Linked DNA regions of Homo sapiens: region 1 is linked to region 2. A link is an interaction called in ENCODE POLR2A ChIA-PET data of the cell type or tissue named here. Cell type or tissue: PC-9. All regions are shown on one strand. Links, peaks and the distances in the headings refer to the core of each region. The heading gives the core; the rest is flanking DNA. Region 1 overlaps PLEKHB2 (pleckstrin homology domain containing B2). Region 2 overlaps FAM168B (family with sequence similarity 168 member B).

The links. ChIA-PET counts read pairs that join two places held together with the same protein. Peaks named below come from ENCODE experiments on the same cell type or tissue, not always from the same donor. Only the 100,000 strongest peaks of a DNase experiment are listed, where the experiment ranks them.
Region 1: POLR2A ChIA-PET joins it to region 2 with 6 read pairs; 4 of 35 experiments call an interaction of 5 or more read pairs at or near these places.

Annotation. Positions count from the first base shown.
Region 1 is chr2:131,126,423-131,131,799 of GRCh38, forward strand. It overlaps PLEKHB2 (pleckstrin homology domain containing B2), which reads left to right. Exons shown (of 8, transcript NM_001100623.2): 4 at 262-364; 5 at 4,299-4,338. Among named protein-coding and RNA genes, the nearest start is that of PLEKHB2, 24 kb to the left of the region's middle. In PC-9, for the core only: no CTCF peak of the experiment used is centred there; DNase peaks (open chromatin) are centred at 2,589 and 3,486; H3K27ac peaks cover 1,039 bases.
Region 2 is chr2:131,071,987-131,077,363 of GRCh38, forward strand. All of the region lies in intron 2 of FAM168B (family with sequence similarity 168 member B), which reads right to left. Among named protein-coding and RNA genes, the nearest start is that of FAM168B, 19 kb to the right of the region's middle. In PC-9, for the core only: no CTCF peak of the experiment used is centred there; no DNase peak of the experiment used is centred there; H3K27ac peaks cover 618 bases.

The DNA of each region.
Region 1 (5,377 bases), core at 83-5,082, 54 kb after region 2:
AGGCTGAGGTAGAGAATTGCTTGAACCCGGGAGTCAGAGGTTGCAGTGAGCCGAATATATTTTGTGGACGTCATCTTGGCAGCTGGTCTTGTCAGTCAGCCTAGCTATGTTCTTTCTGCATTCTTGGAAAGGCAGAGGGTTCTTTCATAGATGTAGCACTTGATTTATTGTCTAGTCCTTTGCTTCTCTGAGCTGGTAGTTCTTAGAAAATGTAAGAAGAAATCCTGAAAAAAGTTCCTTTATTCTGCTTATTTTTCATAGATACTCAGCCCCCGGATGGAAAGTCAAAAGACTGCATGCTCCAGATTGTTTGTCGAGATGGGAAAACAATTAGTCTTTGTGCAGAAAGCACAGATGATTGCTTGTAAGTTTTGCTTTCTTATGTGTTTAATTTAAAAAGTATTTTCTATTTTAACTTCTGATTACCAAAAAATGAAAAGAAAGGGCGTGGAGTTTTCTTTCAGGCATCAGAATAAGGGACTCAGTGGATGTATGAGAGAAATGCAAGAGTCGCTTTTCCAATTCTAGTTTCTGCCTCTCTCAGACTGCCTAGGCCGATCCCATTGTGGTGAAAATGGCAGAAAGGAATAGCAGTCTCATCATGCTGTCTTTCATTATTAGATTCACAGTGGGTAACGGGCATAGTTGAAATAAAATGACCAGAAAAGCAAGAAAGTAAAGAGTAAGGAAACTGTCAGTTCCTAGGGCTGCTGTCACAAATTGCTGAACACTGAGTGACGGAAATGGCAGAAATTCATTGTCTCATAGTTCTGGAGGCTGGAAGTCTGGAATCAGTGTGTCAGCAGATCCTTGCTCCCTCTGAGATGCTGGGTAGGATCCTTTCTTGCCTCTTCCTAGCTTCTGGTGGTTGCTGGTAGTCCTTGGTGTTCTTTGGCTGACAGCCACATCACTCCGGTCTCTGCCTCTGTTGTCACATGGCCTTCTTCGGCTGTGTCTGTGTCCAGAATTCTCTTTTCTTATAAAGGACACCAATCATAATGGATTAAGGACCCACCTTAATTCACTATGACCTTATCTTAATTTGATTCCATATGCAAATATCCTATTTCCACATAAGGTCCCATTTGAGGGTACTGGGGATTAGGATTTATACATATCTTTTTCATGAGGACACAATTGAACCCATAATAGAGACTTTTGAGAAAGATGGTGAAATGGATTAGAGATCATCTTCCCTGAGGGGAAAACATTTCAATGGTGCAACCAAATAAAGAAGTTTGATCTCAAGCACAAACTACAAACAGTTAAAGAAAGAAATAGATGATTCTACTGAGATGTTCTTCAATCCTACCCGAATCCCAGAAGCAGTGACAAGATGAGTTAATTAAATCTTGCAAATTTTCAGTATTACCCTGTAATCTGGAGTGATGCTGATTAAGTGTAAGTTACTTTTTGGAAAAGCTAGGGAAAAAATCCTTAAGAATGTGATGTCCTTGGGGCCTCAGCAGAGGCTGGACGGTTCTCCCAGGACTCATCATTGCAGGGCAGTGAAAGGCACTGAAGCTCACAGGAGTTGGGTAATTTTCTGTCTGGTGAAGTGAGCCCTAGCATGGGACATTCAAAGGAATATGCTCAGAAGAGAGTGTAGGACCCAGAGTTTTCAGAAAAGACTTACTCGGTCTCAGAAGAAATGTCCTTCTCTTCTAGCCCTGTGCCCTCAGATTACAGAATGTTGATTGTGAGGGTAACACCTAGCCATCAAACTGTTGCTGGGCTGGACTGAGGTAGAACAGGGTGGAACTACCAGTTGATACCAGATTAGGTAGGAAGCGTGTCAAGGAGAAATAACTCATACTTTATGAGAGCAAACAGCAGTTTTAGATATCACTTCCCATGTTAAACGTGAGCAGGATGTAAAGAAGTGGCTTGGCAACTATGCAGATATACCATGAAGGAAAAATAAGAAAAGGAAAATGCAAGCCTCAGGAAAAGCTCCTAGAGTGGAGGAAAATAAAACCCAAGAAACAGGAGCAGAGTCTTCAGGAATGCTTTCCTGGCCACCATATTTAAAATTGTATCTCCCTGTCCCCATACACACTCACCATCTATCAACTATTTATCTTGTTCATCATCTGCTTTCATTAGAATATATGCTGTGTGAGGGCAGAGATTTATGTTTCTTTTCTGCTCTTTTGTGTCTGTAACTTAGAAGGTCTGTTGCTGTCAAGAGGGTGCCATTCACGTTATAATCTGAAGAAAGTGGTCTTCCCTTCAATACAACCCCAAATGAAAAGTGAATCATTGGCATGGAAGAAAAGACTGGAGATACTCTCAGTGACAGGAAAAAGATGAAAAGATCAGAGATATGTTAGACTAAAAAAAGTTCAGAAAGATTATTGATGTCCATAAAGTGTACAACCCAAAAGAGAGAATTACAAATCTAAGGCAAGAAAAATGTTCTGAAATAATCGAACTGAATTGGCAGACCAAAGTCCCTACTAGACTCTTCCACCTGATATGACAACAAAATCTATATAAGATATATGAATAATCCAGTATGATACCCTTTAGCAAAGTGAATGACAATGGTATGCCACATACAAAATCAGTTGGGGAATTTTGCAACTTAACTGCATTCCTTAGAAAGCTAGAACACTTGGGCTGGGTGTGGTGGCTCAAGCTTGTAATCCCAGCACTTTGGGAGGTCAAGGCGGATGGATCACCTGAGGTCAGGAGTTCGAGACCAGCCTGGCCAACATGGTGAAACCTCGTCTCTACTAAAAATACAAAAATTAGCCAGGCGTGGTGGCAGGCACCTGTAATCCCAGCTACTTGGGAGGCTGAGGCAGGAGAATGGCGTGAACCTGGGAGGTGGAGGTTGCGGTGAGCCAAGATCACACCACTGTACTCCAGCCTGGACAACAGAGTGAGACTCCATCTCAAAAAAAAAAAAAAAAAAAAAAAAAAAAGAAAGCCAGAACACTTGAAAATAAGTGAATGAATCTTTCAACTCAGGGAGATAGTAAAATGAGAATAAAACATAAAAGGAATTGATGAAGATAAGAGGGATAGGGTCAGTAAGAAAAGTAAGGGGTAAAGGAGTGAGGGAGTGCACAAGAGAACACTATTTTGTTTTTTGAGATGGAGTTTCGCTCTTGTTGCCCAGGCTAGAGTGCAATGGTATAATCTCCGCTCATTGCAACCTCTGCCTCCCGGGTTCAAGCACTTCTCCTGCCTCAGCCTCTGGAGTAGCTGAAATTACAGGCATGTGCCACCACGCCCAGCTAATTTTGTGTTTTTAGTAGAAGCTTGGTTTTACCATGTTGGCCAGGCTGGTCTCGAACTCCTGACCTCAGGTGATCACCTACCTTGACCTCCCGAAGTGCTGGGATTACAGGCGTGAGAGACTGCTTTTTGCCTATGAATTAAGAAAGCTCTTGTGATACTTAAGGTTCAGATATCTAGTTTTTTTTGACAATATAGTGTAAAGTTGGTAGGTATAGAGATTGTTAGAATCGTTTTGCAGGGCATTTTGGCAATACCTGCTGAAATAAATTATGTTTTTATCCTTTGATGTGGTATTTTCAGTCTTTGGAATTTGCCCTGTGGAGATGTTTACATAAGAGTGTAAGGGTAATAGGGATGTTAATAGCATTCTTTTCTTCTTTTTTTTTTCTTGAGATAGAGCCCCTCTCTCTCATCCAGGCTAGAGTGCAGTGGTGTGATCTTGGCTCACTACAGCCTCGACCTCCCAGGCGCAAGCTATTCTCCCACCTCAGCCTCCCAAGTAGCTTGGACTGCAGGCATGCGCCACCATGCCCGGCTAATGTTTATATTTTTTGTAGAGCTAGGATTTCACTATGTTGCCCAGGCTGGTCTTGAACTCCTGGGCTCAAGTGATCCCCCTGCCTTGGCCTCCCATAGTGCTGGGATTACAGGTATGAGGCACTACATCCGGTCCCCAGCATTCTTTTTAATGTTGAAAAATTGCTAATCTAAATTTTTTACTCATATCGTGGAATATTATATAGCTGGTAAAAAGGAAGTAGATCTGTGTGTATGCCATGAACTGACAAAGCAAGTGGCAGTACATTTCACATTTATTAAAAAGTAAAGTAAAAAGTATAGTATAGATTATGTTTTAAATATTACATATCTATTATGTATGTAATTTTTAAAAATATATATTCCTAGTGCATGTCTCAAGTGGTTTGGGGCAAAGCCTGAAGACTTGTTTTTTAAACAGATCTTTTCAGGAATTCTGATGCCAGCCCAGGTTTCAGAATCATTGCAATGTTGGATTGCCTTAAATAAAGTACCCTTTTTCTTTTCTCCAGGGCCTGGAAATTTACACTCCAAGATTCTAGGACAAACACAGTAAGTTGCTAATGGCAATCACCAATAATTTTTTTTTTTTTTGACAAGGTGTCACTCTCACTCAGGCTTGAGTGCAGTGGTGCTGTCTCACCTCACTGCAGCCTCTACCTCTCGGGCTCAAGTAGTCCTCCCACCTCAGCCTCCCCTTCCCAGTAGCTGGGACTATAGGCCCATGCTACCACGCCCAGCTTATTTGAAAAAATTTTTTTGTAGAGACGAAGTCTCACTATATTACCCATGCTGGTATCCAACTTCTGGGCTCAAGTGATCCTCCCACTTTCGCCTCCCAAAGTGCTGGGATTACAGGCATGAGCCACCACACCCGGCCACCAGTAATGTTTTCACATGGTCTTGTGTAACAATTGGAGAATGGGGAAAACGGGTTTCTTGACCATCTGGCCACGAATGGGCAGGTAGTGCTGGGCAGGGCGCCTTTTGCCAACAGTGAGCAAGCTGGGTTTGTCAAATGTTTGGCAGGAGGCACCCTGCTCTTACAGGCATGCTTGTTCCAGTGTTGCTTTCTAGAAATGCTTGTATTTCTCAAAGTTCTGCAACACTTTGAATTGTGCTGTGGTTTGCAGTAAAGGCTTAGAAAGAACTGCAGGATCCTTTTCACGCATGGGAGCTCAGCCTGTGAAACAAACATTTTTGTGACTTGTACTTGTCTCTCGTCCTGTTTCTGGCCTTAGGAGGTCACTGAGACAGTGAACCTCATTTGTAGAGCCTCGTAATGCTGTCTTTATCTGTCAGTGATCAAGGGAGTGTGTTACTCTGGTCAGAGTTTTCATTCTTTAGATGGGATTTTTCTCTCCTTTATTAATCTGTAAGAAAAGAAGAAGGTGGATCAAGCTTACAGAAGAATGTGTGCATGTGGGAGAAGAAAGTAAAAGGCTTAATATCCTAATAGCGTCAGTGTTCTCTTCCTTTGTTAGCACACAACAACTTCATTCTAAGCTTACTCTACAGCCGCAGTTACCTTTTCTTCATGAAAATCCCCCTTTTTTTTTTTTTTTTTGGGTAAAATTAGCATTAACAATCC
Region 2 (5,377 bases), core at 71-5,070:
AATCACTAGAGCTCCTGCAAAGCCATCGCTCTTACCTTCTTCCCCAGAACTCCACAGACTTAAGCAGCCCCAAGAGCACTATGTGTGGCCAACAGCATGTCTCTAGTTGTCTTCTTCCCGCAGAACTTTGTTTTTTTTATCGTTGTCGTCTTTTGAGACAGAGTTTCACTTTCATCGCCCAGGCTGGAGTGCAATGGCATGATCTTGGCTCACTGCAACCTCTGCCTCCCAGGTTCAAGCGATTCTCCTGCCTCAGCCTTCCGAAGAGCTGGGATTACAGGTGTGTGTCACCACACCTGGCTAATTTTTCTATTTTTAGTAGAGACGGGGTTTCATCACGTTAGCCAGGCTGGTCTTGAACTCCTGATTTCAGTTGATCCACCCGCCTCGGCCTCCCAAAGTGCTGGGATTATAGGTGTGAGCCACCACGCCTGGCTTTCCCTCAGAATTTTGATAGGTAACAATTATATATTTTATTTTTATTTATTTTTTGGAGGGGGACAGAGTTTCACTCTTGTTGCCCAGGCTAGAGTGCAGTGGCGCGACCTCGGCTCACTGCAACCTCCGTTTCAAGCGATTCTCCTGCCTCAGCCTTCCGAGTAGCTGGGATTACAGGCATCTACCACCACGCCCAGCTAATTTTTGTATTTTTAGTAGAGACAAGGTTTCACCATGGTGACCAGGCTGGTCTCGAACTCCTGACCTCATGATCCACCCACCTCAGCCTCCCGAAGTGCTGGGATTACAGGCATAAGCCACCGCGCCAAGCCTCAATTATAACATTTCTGGAAGTTTCATTCCAAACTCTAATCACATAATTACTTAGCAAGAGTAGTAAGAGTGCTAAGGGTATCACACGCTAGGTCCTGTTACCCTCATCTGACTTCACTGCACAAAGTCTGGAAGAATCAGAATTCAAGTCTAGCTTGGACTCAAGGGCCTATTTTTGCTGCTACCAGTGAACAGCTAAGCCTATGTAAAGGTCACTCATTTTCACTGAATTCCGACATTTCCTACATTACATATTTTGACTTAAAAGCTATTATTTTTTGTTGTAAGAAACTGTTTTAAACTTCTAAATTCATTTCAGGTTTTTTCACATTCTGATGTTCTTTTTTTTTTCTAAGACAGAGTCTTGCTCTGTTGCCTACGCTGGAGTGCAGTGGTGAGATCTCGGCTCACTGCAACCTCCGCCTCCTGGGTTCAAGCATTTCTCCTGCCTCAGTCTCCCTAGTAGCTGGGACTACAGGCGTGCACCACCACGCCCAGCTAATTTTTGTATTTTTAGTAGAGATGGGGTTTTGCCATGCTGGCCAGGCTGGTCTCGAACTCCTGACCTCAGGTGATCCACCTGCCTCGGCCTCCCAAAGTGCGGGTATTACCGGCATGAGTTACCACGCCTTGCCATATTTTGATGTTCTGATCCCCAACTTCTCCAGCATGACCAGCTAATATGTTTTCATATGTCCTCTCCAAAGCTCACGTTAAAATTTGTCATTTTAACAGCACTGAGAGGTGGGACATTTAATAGGTGACGGCTTTATTATGAAAGTGGGTTCCTGATAAAAAGGACAAGTTCAGCCCCCTTTCTCTCTGACGCACTCGCTGCCCTTCCACCATCCATCACAAGAGGATAGAGCCCAAAAGCCCTCACGAGATGCCATCGCCATGCTCTTGGACTTCCCTAACCTCCAGAACCAAGAGCCTAATAAATTTCTGTTCATTATCCAGCTTGATATTCTGCTAAAGCAGCAGAAAACAAATTAAGACACCAGTCATAAACCCAGGCTGTGTCTTACTTAAGCTTCAGTCTTCTTACAGAAGGAGCTCTAACTGGGAATGCATACACACAGAAATGGGAAAAATCCAACTACAGTCCACGTGCAAATAAGCTGACCTTTATTAATACAAATGAGGAATCTTATTAAGACTAAACCATGACCTAGTAATTCATAATATGAACGAAACAGAAACATCAAATAAGACATTGAGTGCTACAGTCAGAATCCTGGCCCCAAGGTGCAACCAACAGAGGGGGCCTCAGGCATCTGCCCTTTTCGATAAGGCCTCCCTTCCCTTTGGGCTGACCCCTCTGGCTCACAGTACAGGAGGCATCACTTGTGACAGCTGAGGTATTAGAAAGTATTCTCTCTTTTTTTTTGAGACAGAGTCTCGCTCTGTTGCCAGGCTGGAGTGCAATGGCGTGATCTCGGCTCACTGCAACCTCTACCTCCCTGGTTCAAGCGATTCTCCTGCCTCATCCTCCCAAGTAGCTGGGATTTCGGGCACACGCCACCATGTCCAGCTAATGTTTGTATTTTTAGTAGAGACGGGGTTTCACCATGTTGGCCAGGATGGTCTCCATCTCCTGACCTCATAATCCGCCCTCCTCGGCCTCCCAAAGTGCTGGGATTACAGGTGTGAGCCACTGCACCTGGCCAGAAAGCGTTCTTTCTATTTGGGGCACACAGCCAACAAGATGACTCAGGTTTCCTAGCCTTGATTACTGTTCCCACTAGCTGTGAGAAGCTGTAACTTCTCTACTGCACACTTCCTTCACCTGTAAATAAAGTTGAAAGAGAAGAGCAGTCTTCAAAAGAAACTGTGTTGAGGAGGCCTGGAGAAAGGTGTCTCTTACAGCACTTGGACTGGGATTTTTAAGGTGTTACGATCCCTTAGGAACAAATCATGGTGCTAACAGTAACCAAAGCAAGGAAGCCCTAAGGTTGAGGTAAAAACAGGGGGGATCTGAGTGGAATGCCAAAAGGAAAATCTTTGTAGGTGGGACAGAAAGTTCTGAATACAGCTCCTCACGTGCCTCCCTTCGGCCCCCTCAGCCTGGATCCCTTGCTCTATTGCCCTGCATCCCTAAGCCATCTTGCAGGTTTCTGTGGGAACAGGAGGCATCAGTGTCACCAAGCCCTAGCCCCAGAATCCCTCCAAGTGCCCAGTTCTCATCTTTATCCTTGCTTCAAAGTTGCTTTCCTCACTTCAAACTGATCCCCCTCTACCTCAGCAGAAGCCATTCCGGGTTTCCCTCCTGGACTCTCACCCTCCCGTTTGCCCTCTCTAATTAGTCAGAGAACAGAGTGTGGTGGACGTCAAGGGCAGATTCAACTTCAAAGAGACCCACAATGGCCACTGGAAAGACCAGGACAGCAGTTCTGGGGATGCTGAGAGACTCCTCAGAAGCCCAATTGTGAGCACAGGAAGACCAAGAAAGGTCTGGAACTGCCCTCAGAGACCAGGGAACCAGCAAGATTTTTTTTTCCAATGGTTTCCTTCTTTTAAAAAAAAAAAAAAAGTTTCAACTACCACTGACCTAGATCATATCCTGTAGGCCTCTGCAATAATTTCCAGAAATTCCAAATTCCTCATCTCTCCCTAAAACTCTACCAATATATTCTCATGGGAAGAGGGCTGCTCTGGATTTGTTTGCTGAAGATTGTGTTTAACGGTCCCTGAAAAACTACTGTCTTCTTTGCTTAGTCCTTCCCATCCCCACTTTCTTTCTTTTTTTTTTTTTGAGACGGAGTCTTGCTCTGTCGCCCAGGCTGGAATGCAGTGGCGTGATCTCGGCTTACTGCAAGCTCCGCCTCCTGGGTTCACGCCATTCTCCTACCTCAGCCTCCTGAGTGGCTAGGACTACAGGGGCCCGTGCCCGGCTAATTTTTTGTATTTTTAGTAGAGACAGGGTTTCACCATGTTAGCCAGGATGGTCTCGATCTACATACCTCGTGATCCGCCCACCCCGGCCTCCCAAAGTGCTGGGATTACAGGCACGAGCCACCGCGCCCGGCCCCCCAGTTTCTAACAAGAAGTTAACACATCCTATAATGAAACAGCAAACACACACGATAGTATTTAAGATGGCATCACTAGCCACCAGCAACAAGATGCACTACATACCTGGTCTCTGGTATGGGGATCAAAGACTCCCAATCTCCTAGACAGCCTCTGCTGCTTCCGTGCTCCCATCGCCTCATCCCATCAGCCACATCCCACTTGCTCTGTCACCACTCTGACCCAAGCCGCAGCGTGGCTCCCCTCACTATCTCCAATGGTTTCTACCTGGACTGCACAAAACCCACAGGGGCAGCTTTGGGAGGACCCCCAACACTGCTTTAGCTGGTCTCGGGTGCACCAGCCTCTTTTTTCTCATTCTCTCCAGACAGTGAATCTGCAGGGTTCCAAGCAATGGAGTTAAGAATCACTGTTTCTTCCTATTCCTGATCTTTCTGGGTACCCCAACCCCCAGCAGACACAGAGACCGTCTCCTTCAGCATCTATTCTAGCCCTCTTCTGGCATGGTAGGCTGGAAAGGCCAGACTCCCTACATCAAGGCACCAGAGCGATCCCAAACCTGAATCATTTCTACAAGACTGATCACCTTGGCCGGGCGCAGTGGCTCACGCCTGTAATCCCAGCACTTTGGGAGGCCGAGGCAGGTGGATCACGAGGTCAGGAGATTGAGACCACGATGAAACCCCATCTCTAATAAAAGTACAAAAAAAAAATTAGCCGGGTGCAGTGGCGGGCTCCTGTAGTCCCAGCTACTCAGGAGGCTGAGGCAGGAGAATGGCGTGAACCTGGGAGGCGCAGCTTGCAGTGAGCCGAGATCGCGCCACTGCACTCCAGCCTGGGCAACAGAGCAAGACTCCGTCTTAAAAAAAAAAAAAAAAAAAGACTGATCACCTTACAAAAGTAAAAGCTTCAGAACAGCAAAAAATACCATAGTTAAGCAAAAGGACAAATTCAGATAAAGTATCTAAATTATTTAGACAAAGGGCTAGTACACTTAATACGTAAGTAACTTTTAAAACCACAAAAACAAACATCCCGCCCCACCCCCACCACTCAAATCAATAGACACAGATACACAGAATTGCAAACTACAACTACGCTGACTAACTTCCGACTAGCAGAAATCCAGAAGCTGGAAAACACATTCTGTTAGCCAGGCTGTGGGGAAATCGTCTCACACTGCTGATAAGAACTCAGCAGTATCCTAACAATCACATGTGCATTTGCTCTCTGACCCAGCAACCCCAGCTCTAGGAACCCACCCTGAGGAGAATTCCCAGAGTCACACAAACATAGGGCTGTTCACAGAATCATTACTAAAATAGCACACACTTCAAACAACTCCAATGCCCATCACAAGGAAACTGGCTCAATCAACTATGGAAGCCCACAAGATGGAGTGTATGTAACGCTATTACATTTAAAAAAAAAAAAAAAAAAAAGAACAAGGCAAACTTCTGTGAACTGTTATGGAGTGATTCCTTACAAAGCGAAGTGAGCAACGCCGCCTGCATCTCTTTTCCAGAAAGAACCTACTGTTCAGCCAGGAGAAGTATGTGGGTCAACAGTCTCA